2 separate regions of the Homo sapiens genome follow, and region 1 is linked to region 2. Evidence: chromatin loops called from intact Hi-C (ENCODE). Cell type or tissue: MCF 10A. All regions are shown on one strand. Each heading gives the region's core, and the rest is flanking DNA. Links, peaks and the distances in the headings are about the cores only.

Region 1 (8,498 bases), core at 340-8,339, 130 kb before region 2:
ACCATAATCATGCTCAATGGAGGGACAAAAGATAAATCAGTAAAGCCAACTCCATTACCTTTAGTTACAAGAAAGAATAATGGCTTGAGTAGCTAAAATTCTAAATTTTACAAAGGATCCCCCTAAACCTCCTTCACCACACTTTCTAGTACTGCTGCTGGCAAATTGGATTGACAGATTTTAATCTTAGCTTAGCTTATCTTTCCTGATGCCAGCAATAGGGCAAATGATCCCAAGTAGGCTGTAGTTAAAAAAACAAAAAATTAGTTGGCATTCCAAAACTGCACATAGAATTCAATTCAATTTACCAAATACTTATTGAGTACAAACAGAAAAGCATACAAAAAATGATAGGCCTAGGTCCCTGTGCTTTGTGGGGTGGAAGAGGAGTCCCAAGAGGCCTTGATAACATTGAATAATTAATTGTATAGCCATTGTCACCATCTTCATTTTCTTAGGGACCAATTCAGCCTGGAGAAAGGCACAAAACAAGAGCATTCAAGGAAATTCAGAACATAGATAAACCTTAATATAATAATATCCTGCTTGCTAGATCTATTCATTGAATAACCAATATTTGAGGACCCACAAGCTACCAAGCACTGTTTTATGTACTAGAGATACAATTGGCATCAAAACAAAGTCTTTGCTCTCATGAGGGTTAATCTAGTGACAATGTTTACTGGTCAATAACTAGGTAAGTGACTCACACTAAACCTTACAAACTGAAACCTGAAAATGGTGAAAAATTATCTCTTAGTAAACTAGATATCTGAGAGAGTAAGATTAGCAACTTTATTTTTTTAAGATTGGGATGTAATGGAATTTGCAACTGAGGAACAGAAATAGGACAGATGCCCCAATTCCAAGAGGAATCAGGAGATGGAAGATATGCCCCAATTCCAAGTGGGGTCGGGAAAGGGAAGACAGCTTAACACTAAAGGATCACAATGCTTTTTCCTCAAATGATACTCAAGCAATCTCAGTGGTGGCTTATGAAACAAAAGGACTCAGAGAATTCTTTTTCAGATTTTCCAGTGTCTACAGAACTATGATTATTTCCTAAGCCACATGTGTCATTGAGCAAGCCTCCTTACCCAATTGGACCAGCCACACCAGTTTCCCACAATTAACTCAGGCATCCTACCAAGGCAATACTCTGAGTCAGAAATGACAGTGCTCCCTGATACGCCCTAGAAGTATGTCAATGATCTCATGAAACATACTTACACATATATACAGAAACATACTCAAACACACAGATATATATGTATGTATGGGTATAGGTAGGTGGTTAGAGAGGCAGTTCCTATCTGGTTGACAAAGAGGCACACAACTAGGTCAGGGTTCAAAACCTATTTACCCATTTTTTCTAGGGTGAATCCTACTTTCCCACATACCAAGAAGGTATTATTCCACTGGCTGAAGAGAGAAGGAAGGAGGCAATATCCTGCATGAGACACTATATTGGTGACATAGCTATACATATTCTAACCTGTCCCCATCACAAACTGCCTTCTCTTTACCTAAATAAAAGCCTTCCTAGTCTAGAGGGTTGAAGCATATAAGATATATTTTTGAAAATTGACCTTCTAAGTTAAATACTAAGAAGTACATATCCTGTGACTCTAGTTACAAAGAGCATGAAAAACTGACACAATCAATTTATCCTGTTAGAAGTCAGGAGAGCAGTCACCTTTCATAACGGGAGAATGCTTGGCAGTTGGCATGAGGGACGTACAGGGATTCCAGTAATGTTCAACTTATTGATCCAGCTGCTGACTGCTGACTGCACAGGAGCATTCACTTTGTGAAAAATCAGCAAAGTACACTTATATGCACCCTCCTACATCTATACTACACTTCAGTAGAAAGTATTTTTAAAATTTAGTTTCTTAACAACTTGTGGTTTATTACTCATTTATATTTAACCCTTCCTGAAACATTAAATTATTTAGAAATTATTCAGGGCCATGAAATTTATTTTCTAGCCAATTTGTTGAAAAATAAATAAATAAAATCTACAAACATTATTTGTCTTTCCTAATGTATTTCTGATCAAATAACACGTCCCCAGGTAGTTATATAAAACTACTTCTAAATCAGTTAATAGAAAAAAAATAAATAACGTGTTCAGGAGTGCATTTCACCAAATCTCCAGGTTAGCAGTGTAGCAGTGCCTTTACACATGGGAACAGGGGAGCAAAACTAATCACTGTACATAAGATTTTCTTACATATGATACATAAACCAAAGTGAAATGATAGTTATACTTTTGCTATCACAAGACCTGTGGGCCAAAATCTATTTTATTCAATCTGTTCTTCTCTTCATTCAACTGGAAAACGATAAATAAGAATGGTAATAATAAAAGAGAGAAATCCCATAAAACAGATGAATATGGGAACAAGTAAATCTTCAGCACTACACCCTAAGAGGGCTCCGCCTCCTCTCTTTCATACTGACTTATCTCTCCTCTGCCAAATTTAAGGACACCTGTACTATTTTCTTCCCTTTAAAAGGGCTACCATAGTAATTTACATTAGCAAAACAACTGAACCAAACTTCGGTTCAATCCAGGGCCTCTTATATGAGAGCATCCTAATTCTATCTTAAAATTCTAATCAAAGCTATATATTTTATGAAATTTTTTGGTGGAATGGGTGATCTTAAGACATCTTTTTAATTTGCATATTGAAAAGTTGGGACGTGTAAGTAATCAAATATTTAAGTAATTAAAAATAAGACAACTTTCTTCTCCCTACTTAAGAGTTGGTTAAAAAAAATTCTTTAAAAAGATAAGGATTGATGGCTGAATGTTATCAACTACGAATGACAAGTATCTGATCATAAACACTGTACTTTTAGGGCAGTTCTCAGTGCCTTTCCTCCCCACTGTTCTCCTCTTGCCGTCGAGGTCTAAGCTTGGGAAATACATCCAACAATGCTAAGCACTGAGTAGGAAGGAGCATTTTGATATATGCTCATATATTACAGGCTACATATACACACCTCTGGGCTTAGCTCTTGGGTTTCTTAGTTAACAAGTGTGAATCTCCACTGTGTACTATAACAGGTAGCTATGCAACCTCTCAAGCTTCATTTTCCTCATCTCTAACATAGGCACAATAGTATCCCCACCTCACAGTGTGGCTGTGGGAATCAGTTGACATAACACATGAAACAATCAACACTGTGCCTGGCATTTAATAAACGGCCAATGACTTGTAACTATGTTTGCAGCAGCAGTTATAAAAACTTTTCTTCTAAAAGACAGCTTTACAATATCACCTGACAAATACAGAATTGACAGAGACTAATACTCTGCCAAAAAGAAAAATTATCTTTTAAAGTAATCCAAGTAAAATGTGTATGAAAAGACTTTGAATGTAGCCTGGCTTCTTGCCAGATGACTTTCAGCCTCCGCATTCACAACAAATACATTATTCTAAACAGCTTCAAGAAAGACCATGGACTTCTGAGTGACCTGTTGCAAGTCACTTACACTCTCTGAATCTCAGTCTCCTCACCCATAAAATGGGAGTAAGAATCTCCACACCATCAGAAGAGTACTGGGATTTTAGATATTAGCAAAAGGCCTAACAGTATCTTTCACATTAGGAGATAATTATTTTAAAGCAGATTGAATAACAGAAGTCATCAGAGGATTTACCCAAAGCAGGAAAGATTGTAAGAGAAAAATTTCCATGCTCTGTACTTCATTGTTCTCTTCTATGTAGCATTCTTGCCTTCTGTTGTACTCAAATGTGCTCCTCCTAAATGCTACAGAAGTTGATGATTTTATTTCATTCATCTCCATATCATCTTACAGCCCCTCCATCATCTTCCAAGTACATATCAGTGGCTTGTACAAAGACAGTAATAAACTGATGCTTGAAATGTCCAACTGCAGGAGAATTTTTACCTCACTATAATTTAGCCCCAGGAAAGTGGGACCTTCCTCCAGAAAGAGGAAGAGAAGAACAGAAATGTTTCCGGACTACAGATTATTTTTTTTAACCACCAGTGGGAAACATTTCAGAAACAATATTTTGCTTAGCTCACTTCATTCCCTTACTTTCAACTTAAGATAAGAGTGACATCTGAGAACAAAGCTTACCTATTTGCACCATTTCTTCATTACCAGCCTGGAAAGGAGGGGGAAAGCAAGAAAAAGAAAGTTACTGGGTTTCATCTTATCACCTTGTGAGTTTTATTTCTACCATTAATGGTTTCCAAGAGCTAACTAATCAGGAGATGCTAGAGACTGGGATTGGTGCCTAAAGCCTGCACCTTGGTTTGTAGAAGGTTCCATGAGCCAATTCCATAACAATTTGGGGAAGGGAGTTGTTTGCCCCTTTTCATTTTAATTTAACACTTATGAAGCCAGCAAAAATACATACAGACTCTCAATGCTCTCTTCTGAAATGTCGTACTGGGTCTGGATTAGAAAAGAAAGTATGAATTTAACAGGCCAAAATACACCTAACAGGGGGCCTGATTAATCAGATTTAAGGTCAGGAATCAACTAGACAATTCTCTACTTTTTACCCTATGGTCGTTCAGACCAGGCCGACCGGAGAAGCTACAAAAACTAACAGAGAAATTCTGTACCCAAAGTCCCATCGGCCCAGTGCTGATATGATTTACTACAAACAGCTCCCCTGGCGGAGCCTTCTCAAGGACTCTTCTGAGAGCATCGGGCTTCACCTTGAGCCTCCAAAGGGTTGGGGGCAGGGCCGAAAAGAAACAGAGCTGCACTCAACTTAGCTTTAAAAAGAGGAGGAGTTGTGCAGAGGGGGAGGGGAGAAGGCGGCCGGCGCCTGCAGCCTCTGCCCAGGAAAACGGAGGGCAGGAAACGTCTCCAGCCCCCCTCCCCAACTGTCAAATCCTAGCCCGGCCGTGGTACTCCCAGGACACGTGTCTACTGGATCTCTCCCTGTCCGGCCCAAGGACTTCCTGAAACCCCCGCCTCCGGCTGCCCGAAAAAACCGTGAGTCAGTTCGGAGGAGAGAAAGCTCCAGGAACCCGACTCTGGCGGCAGCAGCCAGAGCGCTGGGATCCCGGACCCAGCGTCCAGAACTTCATTCAAGCGCCCAGACCGCCCTCCAGAAAGGGGAAGCCCAGATGGCCCGGCGAGGATGGGAACTGGCTGCGGTTTGTCACTAGGAATTGTTACGAATGTCGCAGACTGGTGAAGCCCTAGGTGTGACAAGACTGGGCTCCCGGAGTGGGAGTCGTAACCTCCCGTGCAACTCAACCCTCTACCCCCAAAAGCCCGCACGCTGCGCCCAGCCCTCAAAACACCGTTTCTGAACGCAAAAGATAACAGGGAAGGGTGGGAGGAGAAGGAGGAAAGAGAGGAGGGTAGAGAGGGGAGGAACTTTTCGGGAAAAGGTTGGGTTTGAGTTTTTTTTTATTGTTATTATTTTCCACTTACTTGTCCATCAGCTGAAGTCCTAACCTCTACCAGAGCGGCTGCTATCAACCAAAGTGACAGGAGAACCATCACGAGTCGAGTTCACTTTCCAACTACTGGGCAAAGCAAATGCCCAGAGCAAACCCACCCCCCCCGCCCAAAATAAGTTTCTTTAAGAAAAAAAGGAAAAGGGAAAAAATGCGAAATAGAAAAAAATGATCTTCTGTGCTTTGCTTCAATGAAAATGAAATTTGAGCTCTGAGACTGGCCCCCTCTGCTCTGCAGTTTTTTCCACTTCACCTTCTCACCCCGTCCTCCCAACACAGAGTGTGCAGGAGCGAGAAGGTGCTGTAAGCGGGCACAGGCTAAGCCTGGGAGAGGGGGAAGGGACGAGGGGCTTTCCAACTATCTCTGCCCAAAGCAGCTTTTTCGAGGCTTTTCGAGCACCATTGGTCCCTAAGGTTAGCGCGGAGAATGCTTGGGTTCCCCGGAGCACAGCAGGGGGAAGTATTAGCGAGAGAGACGAGCGAGCGGGAGCGGGAGAAAGAGGCAGGGAGAGGGCGACTCCGCCGCACACGCAGAGGTGGGGGCGGGAGGAGCGAAGGGGAGGAGGAGAAGGCAGGCGGAGGAGGTGGGAGGAGTGGGCCGCTCGCCGGCTCCTGTTGCTCGCAGCGCGGCAGTCTGCTGGCTGCTGGCGACCCGCGGGGCGCTAATAAGGCGTCCGGAGCTCCCCGGACTGCCCCTCCCGCCGTGGCGCCCACGTCATGCGGGGCCCGAACCCGCGCCCCCCGCACCGTGTCAGGATTGGAGACCGCTCGGGGGCTGGTGTGGCCCGGGCTCGACCTCCCACCCTGGAGCCTCTCCTTCTCCGCCTAGGGCGAGAGGAGGGGAGGGTCCAGGGGCGCCACCGGTCCCGACTGGCGGGACGCGCGTTGAGTTAATTATAGGAAGGGGGAGGGTCCGAGGGCTGGTCCTGGGCTGTAGGAAATTCACCTCCTCCAACCTCCACTGTTCTCCCAGCCAGAGAATTCTCCCCGAAGAGAAGCCCTGGAACCTCCAGATCTTAACCACGCGGTGATCTCCCTTCCAGGCACCAGTCACCTCCCACGTTTTGGCAGGGGGTGTCCTTCTTTGTAAGCTCTTGTTTAGGCTTTATTCGTTTATATTAGTTTTAAAAGATACCACGTCCTTTCCTTGACTCACCCGGATGCTTCCGTTTATCACTAGAGTACACAGGCCTCAGCGACTCTTCCTCACACCCAGATTAAGTTATCAAATGATTTCTGCCCGCTGTGGCCTGGCGCTTCCTGAGGGGAAATGACACCAACCTGAGAGTTTGCTGGAATCCTAGCCCAGGCCCACCTCCCAGGCGTAGACACCTGTGGGTGCTTTCCAGAAAGCAGACAGGAGGAAAAGGAAATAGCTCCAACCTCCACTGACCGGTCCACGAGCCAGGAGTGAGTAGACACAAATTTAGATACGAACTTCAAGACTTCAACTGGACAGTCTTGAAGAGGCCTGCCCACAATAAAACGAGCTAGTGTTTATCTTGTTATGAGATGCAAGATAAGTCATAGTTCTTGTTCTTTTTTAAAAGCAATGTGAGTTTGGAGGGTTTCCTATAACTTCGATTCATTGTTTATTCCTGGAGAGGTAACGTGATGGTTGTGCCTTTAACTTAAGCATGGAAAGATTTGGTGTTCACTGATGTTTTATCTGCTAAGTCTTCTCAAAATCATATATCGAGGACATTTACATATACAAATGAGAAACTAGGTAACTAAATGGCCCCACCTAGTAAAACAGGATATTAGGTCAATTAGTTATTAATTGGAATTAGAATTAGACCCCAGCACTGAAGTATCTCTAAATTACTTTTTTCCTTCAATTAAAGCCTGTAGCATTTTTGTAACTTGTCATTAACTAGCTATCCAGGAGTGATTTGCTACATTTTACACCGAGTTTGTCTATTCATTAAAAAGAAGTAACCCTAAGCATTCCATAAATGAAAAATCTGTCAATTTACACTGACAAGTAAAAGAACACTAGAGATACACATTAGGAGATCTAGGTTCTAGACCCAGCTAACAGCTGTCTTACCTTGACAAGTCAGAATAAACCTCTATTTTGGTTTCTCCTCTATGAGATATTTGAGATCTAAAATCATCTGATTTTAGGTAATAACAAATAATGTATTTAACCATGTTATTACAGTAGGCCCTTTTGTGTTAATTTTACAACATTCAGACATTAGTTATCACCTAACTCCCGGCATAGCAAGCAATTCATGTGACTTTCAGGAAAGCAGCGGCTTCAGACATTTTTGGCCATCACCACAGAGAGAAATGCATATTGCATAGCGACCCAGTAAAAATTTCATGATTCAGTACTTACCTGTACTGCATGCAACAACCCTGATATTTTTCTTGCCATTCTTTCCCTGCAACCCCAATTGCAGATGAGCACTCAATTGATTTCACAACCCAGCAAGTCATGACTCTCACTTTGACAAAGATCAGTTTAAGAGCATGCAATAGGGTTTTTTTTTAATTCTAAATGAGTTCTAATTAATAGGGTTCTCCTAATATATTCTAAGGCAGAGTTTCCCAAAGTATTCCCTGGAATATTAAATGTTTTACCAGGAAAAGGAAAATTCTCAGACAGCCAACTGAGCTCATGAAATACTTAGATAAATGAAACAAAATGGCTCTCCTTATTTCAGACTTCAGGGTACCTATTTAAACAAACACATTTGTAGTCCCAGCTACTCCAGAGGCTGAGGCAGAAGAATCGCTTGACCCCAGGAGGCGGAGGTTGCAGTGAGACGAGATTGTGTCACTGTACTCCAGCCTGGGCGATAAAGCGAGACTCCGTCTGAAAAAAAAAAAAAAAAAAAAATTGTGAGTCTTCAAGGGGGAGATGTAGTGCAATTTGGTCTCCTTACTTACATGACCATAGAATCCTTTTTTCTCATGCTTTATCCTCTGTGGAACACACATGGGTAAATGACATTACAAAGCCCAACTATTAAAGCAAAATGAACTTCAAGTTAGATAGGTTGGATTCTCATGAGGATTCA
Region 2 (8,498 bases), core at 95-8,094:
GCTAGGCCAGGAAACATCTTTCTGTTTCCTCTGGAATAACACATCTGTCAAAGTCAGATTTACAAAAGAAAATCCATGTGACTTCTAGCCAAGAACTCTTGAAACCCAAATAATTTTGGATATTTTTATAACATATTAGGGAGCATATTCCAAATTTCTTAAGTTGAAGATCCTAGTTCAAGGCTACCTATACCTGTTTTGGACCTGTAGAATTTTGTATTTATAGACTAGGCACAGATAAATCCTCATTTTTCCTGTGTGTGTTAAAAAGCTATGTCATTCCTTCTGAGATTCTTGGCCAACTTAAATGGCCTTTTAGACTTTATGGACAAAGAACATGTGGCCCAAAGAACATGTGGGCAAGTACGTATCTCTGTGAGGTCAATTCTAAAGAGTTTGAGAAGTTGGTTTTGGGACAGTCCAAGAAACTTGCTTTGCCAGTCAAGGAATTCCTTTGCTTTCTATCAAGCACATTATCTCCTCCTAAAATTATTGTCCAATGTGTGATGCCCAAATCAAAACACTTGGCTTCTCAATCTTAGACTTCTCAGCTTCCAGAACTATAAGCCAATAAATTTCTATTCATTATAAATTACTATATGTGGTATTCTGTTATAGCAGCACAAAACAGACTAAGACACTAACCTAGACCTCTTCTTCTGCCTGAAGTTTAGAAAAAGTAAAATTGTAATTTGAAAAATTAATTAATTTTAAAATTAAATTAAAATTAAAAATTACATCATAATTCAAAATAAAAGTATTATATAAAAAACACACAGAGAGAGAAAGAGAGAGAAACATTGTCTCTACAAACAAAAAAAGCACAGCAGGAAGACATGTCAGACATCTGTACACTTGCACCACTGTATTTTGAAACAGTTTCTTAATTTCTTATAGAAACTAAGAAAATTATAGACATTATGATAAATTAAATAAGTCTGAATCAGGAAAATGCAGAAATAAGGCAATTGAAGAGATAAAAGATTTCAGAGATCTAATAGAACCCAGGAAAGAATTAGAAATAAGAGAAAAAATTATTTCAGAAACAAAAGCTAAGATAGGCAGAATATACGAATGAATAAACACAATACCTTAAGAGATAGGGTGTAATAAACACAATGGTAAATACCTTATTCTATAAGCATGAAAAACTATTCAAGCAAAATGGGCAGATATAGAAGATAGGTAAATAAAATCCAACATACATACACACACACACACACACACACACACACACACACACACACACACTAGGAATTGAAGGGGAAAAAATTGAACACAACAAATACTAAAAGTCATAAATGAAGAAGATTTTTCTGAAACAATAAAAAAAAGATTTAGAGCTATGTTGGAAATGATATACTTCATATCTGGGAATACCAACTTAAGATTATTAACACCAAAATATATTCTGCTAAAAGTACTAGACGTTTAAGAAAAGAAAAAATGTTCTTAGCTTCCAGCCAAAAAGACAAGACACCCATAAAAGTAAGAAAGTGATTATCATCATTATATTATATATATTTTTAAATTTACTTACTTTTGAGACAGGGTCTTGCTCTGTTGCCAAGGTTGGAGTGCAGTGGTGCAATCACTGCTTGCTGCAGCCTCGACTCCTTGGGCTCAAGCAGTCCTTCCACTTCCACCTCAGCCTGCCAGATGGCTAGGACTACAGGTACAAGCCAAGACAGCCAGCTAATTTTTTTTGTAGAGATGAGTTCTTGTCATATTGCCCAGCCTCAAACTCCTGGGCTCAAGCAGTCCTCCCAGTTTGGCCTCCCAAAGTGCTGGGATTACCCATCATTATGTTTCAACAGAAATTCTTTATGCTGGCAGACAATGGAGTAGTAGGTTGAGATTCTTAAGGGAAGTAAATGTGAGTAAAGCACTTTATAACAATTGAAACTGATATTCAAATATAAAGGCCAAAATCTTTTAAGAATATGCAGAAATGCAGGGAATATTATTCCCATTAATACCTCCTGAGGAATCTACTAGAGAGTAAGCTTCAGCCTAAAGGATGGTAGAAGACAGTAAATACAGTATGAAGTGGCTATGTGCTCTAACAATATAGATTTACCACAACTATGAAAAACTTGGGAGAATGGGAAAGTATATGAAAAGTAGAATGAGCTTACGGATTTTATTATAGCAAATTATTAATTACGCTAACAACATCGAGAACCAGGATTTTTGATGTGGGAGAAATAAAATTTGTATTTAAAATGAATCAAATTAGTACAAACCCTATAGCTCTGTTATGAACTGAATGTTTGTGTCCCCCTAAATTTATATATTGAAGCCCTCATCCCCAATGTGATGGTATCTGAGATGAGGCCTTTGGGAGATAATTGGGATTAGATTAGATTAGATTAGACAGTGGGGGCCTCATGGTGGGATTAATGCCGTTATAGGAAGAGGAAGACAAATAAATTCTCTCCCCAGACTTCACCCTGTTACATACTGAGGAAAGGCCATGTGAGGACATTGCAAGAAGGTGGCCAACCAGAATCTCACCCTGCTGGCACCTTGATCTCAGATTTCCAACCTCCAGAACTGTGAGAAAATAAATTTCTATTATTTAAACCATCCACTCTCTGTTATTTCATATGGCAGCCCAAGCTGACTAAGACAGCTCCAAATACAATTGGAATAATATTTGTATAAACTCATAATAATTTTATCTTTAAAAACATGTATTTCTGAGCCCTGTCTATTGATCATGGCTAGCAATGACAACTCAATAGCAAAGAGAATGCCTATTGTCCTGACAGTTGTCTCTACTATATTCCACTAAATCAACCAGGGCTTCTTGGAAAAAATGGCTGATTCTAGATCTAGGGCAGAAATACAAAACAGGAGATTAGAACATCTTGTCAATCCAGAAAATGGGGAGGCAAAAGGAGAAAAAGTCTCCTAGGATTAAATCTAAAGGATTTGAAAACCAATTTGAAGGAGCTCCCACTGGTGACAGTGGGAATAATTTGAATAGCAATAAAAATAATGGCTATAAAAATTGTACACATCAAGTAAGTTTAAAATCATGCATTCATTTTGATATTATGAAGTACCCACATTGATAACCATTGGAGGAATTTAGAAAACAAATTCAGTATTTTGAAAACAGTGAAATAAAAAGAAGCAAGCATTTATCATGTATTTCTACACAAACTAAAAGTAAATATTTAATGATGAGCATTTTCACTTTAAAGAAATATGCCAGGTCATAAGTGAAGAAGAAAAGACAGCATTATCATCCATTGGCCTCTTTTCCTCTCCCCCAACAGAAGACTTAAAGGCCAAAGGACTTTTAAAACTAATTTTTAACAAATTAGTAAAGGTCAAAGTGAGAGTAATTATTCCAAAGTAGTTCCTTAGAGTAAGAAGATGTGTCTTATAGATCAGGAGCCAAAGCACAAGTTTTCATCCCATTTATATTTTTCTGTGGTGAAAACTGTGCCATTCATTCATCAAAAGGTATTGGATGGAATTATTTGCATATGTATTAAAAAGTTGGGATATGAAGTAAAGATAAAATGGAATGCCTACTTGGAGAAATCTTCAACATTTGAAGAAGTATGTTGATATGTTTGTCTACATTTGCCTTACCTTTCACTATAGCCAAGAAACTAGGAATTTTGTTTGATTTACAAAATACAGGTTTTAGGTACTTCTATGGACTGAATATTTGTGTCCTCCCCCCAAAATTCTTAAGTGTTTATTATTAGGAGGTGGGGTGTTATTAGGTTATGTTATTTGGGAAATGATTAGGTCATGAGGATGGAACCCTGATGGGGTTAGTGTCCTTATAAAAGAGATTCCAGAGTGATTCATTGCTCCTTCAGCGATGTGAGGACACAGTGAGAAGGTGCCATCCATAAACCAGAAAATAGGACCGCACCAGACTGAATCTGTCAGCACCTTGATCTTGAATTTCCCAGCGTCCAGAACTGTGAGAAATAAATTTCTGTTGTTTAAGGTATTTTTGTTATAATAGCACAAGTGGACTAAGAGAAAAACTAATTTTTGTTGTTTTTAAATCAGAATTGAATTTATTTTGCCGTGGCTGAAACGAAAGCAACTGTATGAAAAATAGAGTAGACACTCCGTTTTAAAGGCCCATCCTCCCAGTAGGTGGAGCTATAATGCTTGTAGACTGAAATAAACAGAATCTTGACTCTGTTTCCTCTCTCTTAAATCCTGGCACAGTAATGGAACTGCTGAAGGTTAACCTAAAGATGTCTTTTTCTGATTTTTATTTGGTAAATTGTTTATCGGCCCTAACTGTGCATTAAAATTATTTAGATTGGTTTTTTTAAGTTGCAAATACTTAGGAGTATGCCTAGGAAATGGGTATTTTTTTAAAGTACTCCATTGATTCTATTTTATAGCCAGAGGAGACAACCACTGGCCCAACAGGGGAAAGAGATCATCTTCCATGGAGTAAGAATATAGAGAAGCAGTAATATGATAAAAGAAAAGCCTTTTATAACAAGCATTTATGGGTTTCAGGATTTAATCCAATAACAAAAACAATGAACAGCAAACACAATGTTTCTCATTTATAAAAATTTGGTTCTTTTTTATCTACTTTTTGGAAAATAAGAAATTTTATTTTTGTTTTTTACTGTGTAATGTCTATTTCATGTTAAGATGTGTTGAGCTTTTCAGTGATCATAAAATTTGGATAATATGTTCGTGTAGTCTCTCCACTGCTCCTCAGCCTTTTCCAATCAATTAAAGTATGCTAGAAGCAGCAAATAAATACAGTGATCTCTGGAAGCTTTCAAATACCCAGTGACAAGTGCTTTTCACTGTCTACAACAGTTACAAGTGTCATTACCAGACACAGAAATGTGATCTTACTGTAAGTGCAGAGGAGGAGCAAGGGTGGCAGCCACTTCAGAATTAGCCTCAATTTCCATTTTAATCTGTGGTTATCATGGTTATGTAGGAAGCACCCAAAATGTCATTTCCACCATGACATTGCCAGCAGACGCTTGTTTACTGTAAAACTGATAAAACTTACCTCTCTGGGCCTCTCACTTGCACAATCTTACGGCCCTAACAGGGCCCTAGAAATGTTTTTTTTTTATTATTACAAAATTGAAAAGTATAAGATATTCTCACTGCAATTGGTTAATTCCACTGACACTTTCCACTCCAGCTTTTCCTCTGTCACATTTCCCCTTTTGGTGGGTGGTGTTGGAAGAGCCACAAGCATTTTTGGGATTGGCTAAGGAAGATTTGAAGACACTTTTAGTTTGTTCTGGTGGAATTATTTACGTGGCTGGCAGTCATTTCCATGCATAGTTTAGTTAATGGTAGCAAGGTTCTATATGTTAGCAAATGGCAAAGCTAGGATTCACATCTGGCTTTGCCTACTCTATAATGTTCTTTATATTCTTGCTCTTTGCATGCTTTGTTATCCATCAGCAGACCTTTTTATGATTGTTCATCCTCAAGCTCTTGCCAGGATGTGATAGTATTTCCCTCCTCCTCTCTGACTCCAATACTTTTTTTTTTTTTTTGCCTTTTTGTCTCTCCTATCTTACCTGCACCCTGTATCTTATCCAAATTGGACTCCTCACCTTTGCTGGAACATAGCTTTGCTCATTTTCTTCCCTTGGTCATTTATACTTTACTGGTTCTTATTTTTTTTATTTGACACAAAACATTGACACTGACAATGTCATAAAACTCATATGTCACTACAAGGACAGCAATGACACATTAGTTAAGGAGTATCATAAATCTGAATAGTATTTACAGTTAATCACACACACACACACACACACACACCCTTCAAATCTTACAGCTCATATGTAAAAGAAAGATGAGAAAGGTTTTCTCAAATTTGATAGCAGTTCTAAAAATTTGCATGACATTTCCAATAACAAGTTATGAAACTGAAGGAAAATTTTTCATCAATAAAAGCCACAAATTTTTATCGACCATTCTAGAAGAAAGTTTAATTATCTTTCTATCTTTTGTATGGATGTAATTAAAAAATTGTCATCATATAAAAAGGCAGTATGAATTATTATTTTTCCTGATGTTGTAATGTTTGTGACCATGTGTCAACTTTGTAAAATTTATAATTTGTTGTAATATTGTATTCTAAATAAATATTCACTTTTGTGAAAATAATATTTTACATATTGTGTAAAATAATGTGCCCCACCCCCTTTTTTTAAGAGGACACCCTAAGTAATATAATTCTCAGGCCCCACAAAACTCAGAACTACCCCCGATTGCCAATGAAGTATTTTACTAAAAAAAAGTGTGGTGTCAAGTTAAATGTGTGCCACTGAGGGTTTGTTCTTTTATTTCACAAGCCCAAAATATCAATTACTTGCTAAGTTAATAAAAATTAGTATCTGGTAGAAAAGTCTTCTATGTTGTCTATTGTTATTTCTAAAGCCATGTATCCATATCCGCTTTTGATGTTTTCTCTCTTAAACAAAAATTACTTGCTTAGTTAATAAAAATTAGTATCTGGTAGAAAATTCTTCTATGTTGTCTATTGTTATTTCTAAAGCCATGTATCCATATCCGCTTTCGATGTTTTCTCTCTTAAACAAAAACACTATGCTGAATGTGCAGCAAGTAGGTGTGGTGTAGTTATTGCTGATGCACAGACATCATAGACATTTCAAGTAAAAGGCAGCAACCTGAGAAGTTGCAATCCACTTGAGAAGTCATGATTAATACCAACATTTTTAAATTAGTAGTTGTCTAAACAAAAATTGTATAAATGCCATGAAAATATACTTCCATTCTTACTGAAACTGCCTTTGCAAAATTATAACTGAGGAAATTATGACAGTGAAAAAAAATCAGACCTAACCGACTCCATCTTGCTTCTAACCTTTAAGCTGTGCTTGTTCATTCTTGGGCATAGGCCGAGCTAACTTTGGGAAGGAATTCAGTTCATGGTTTGACTCTGAAACAAAATTGATAACAGCCCTTTCCCAAAAAGACTCCCTTCTTGCCTGGTGACCAGTCTGCCTTTGCAGGACTAACCTATTAGCTACAAGGTTAGAAATTACAGTTTAGGGGTTATGCACCCTCTGGCTCCAAGTCTGAACCGCCCCACATTGCTTCTGGGGATAACATCACTATTGTAAAACCTAAGATTAGTGCTTGAGATATTTCGCAGACCCTGCACTGGGGGATCAGCTGACACCACCCAGACGGTTAATCTCACTCAACCAGTTCTGCCGTTTCACTCAGGAAGGGAAGACAGCAAGAAAACCTCACTTCAACCCCCTATGATTCCATCTCCAACCTGACCAATCAGCACTCCCCACTTCCCAAGCCCCTACCCACCAAATTATCTTTAAAAACTCTGATCCCCGAATGCTCGGGGAGACTGACTTGAGTAATAATAAAACTCCGGTCTCCCGCACAGCCGGCTCTGTGTGAATTACTCTTTCTCCATTGCAATTCCCCTGTCTTGATAAATCGGTTCTGTCTAGGCAGAGGGCAAGGTGAACCCACTGGGTGATTACATTACTACTCTCCCTAGACAACTGACTGACTCTTTGGATGGCTGTATACTAATAGCTAACATTATAAGAAAAAGGAAAAATCCTTACTTAAACAAAAAAATAGGACCAGGAAACAAAGGAAAGTAAAGATGAATAATTAAATATTATATATATGGGAAAACAATCTTTAAAAAATGTATGCTTTTATATAAATATATATTTATATACATTTATTACAATCTTATTGATATAAAAGGTGTTCAGCAAACCATTTAGAAATAATAGTAAAATATATGACATCACTTAAAATTTTATATAGCCAATTCATTCTCACAGAATGAGTGTTTTCTTTGATTTTTACCTAACTCCTGTTTCTGTAGCCAAACCTATGGCTGCAACTGATAAGCATGTGTAGTTTGGATATAAATGAAGTTTTCATTTATGTATGAAATGAGGAAGGCATTTGTTAGAACTTCAGTTCTTTGCCAATTATGTAATAATTTGAATACAAAGATTCATGGCCATCTTAAAAAAATAGCCAGTTAAACACCGAACTCCAGCAGATTCTGTATTTGAGAATACTATTCTTGATTATTAAAGGAAAATGTAAATTTGAGAAGTAAATGGATTTTATTTACTAGGAGCATGAAAATGTACTACAAACCTTTTCCCCCTAGTTTCCATTCTCAACCTTATTTTCTGCATCTTGGAGGCCTTCCCAGTAGATCAAATATGATACATCTCTAAATCAGGTTCTTGTGCCTCATCTTGAGCATTAAAAACAAGACAAGATTTAGAAAATAAAAATTTTAATAACAAGTACCCTGGAAGGAAGAAAGGAAGGGATTGAAGGAGAATGAGAGGGAAGAAGGAAGGAAAAAGAAAAAGATGCCAAGTGTTAGACAAGAATTCTGCGACAAGAACAGAATGCCTTAAAAAATAGTCAAGAATTGGTGACTATTTCAAAACTCTAAAGTAAACTTGGGCGTTGGAGTTGGTATCTAT

What was found. A loop is a pair of places that touch in the nucleus more often than their neighbours do. Peaks named below come from ENCODE experiments on the same cell type or tissue, not always from the same donor. Only the 100,000 strongest peaks of a DNase experiment are listed, where the experiment ranks them.
Region 1: it touches region 2 in a loop (2.6-fold over the local background); 3 of 110 quality-filtered maps call a loop at or near these places.

The regions. Positions count from the first base shown.
Region 1 is chr4:72,563,254-72,571,751 of GRCh38, forward strand. It overlaps ADAMTS3 (ADAM metallopeptidase with thrombospondin type 1 motif 3), which reads right to left and starts at 5,968. Exons shown (of 22, transcript NM_014243.3): 1 at 5,441-5,968; 2 at 4,121-4,148. The coding sequence starts at 5,509. In MCF 10A, for the core only: a CTCF peak has its summit at 4,665; DNase peaks (open chromatin) are centred at 1,128, 4,728 and 4,958.
Region 2 is chr4:72,698,278-72,706,775 of GRCh38, forward strand. No RefSeq gene overlaps it. Among named protein-coding and RNA genes, the nearest start is that of ADAMTS3, 130 kb to the left of the region's middle. In MCF 10A, for the core only: a CTCF peak has its summit at 4,135 (motif pointing right); a DNase peak (open chromatin) is centred at 4,134.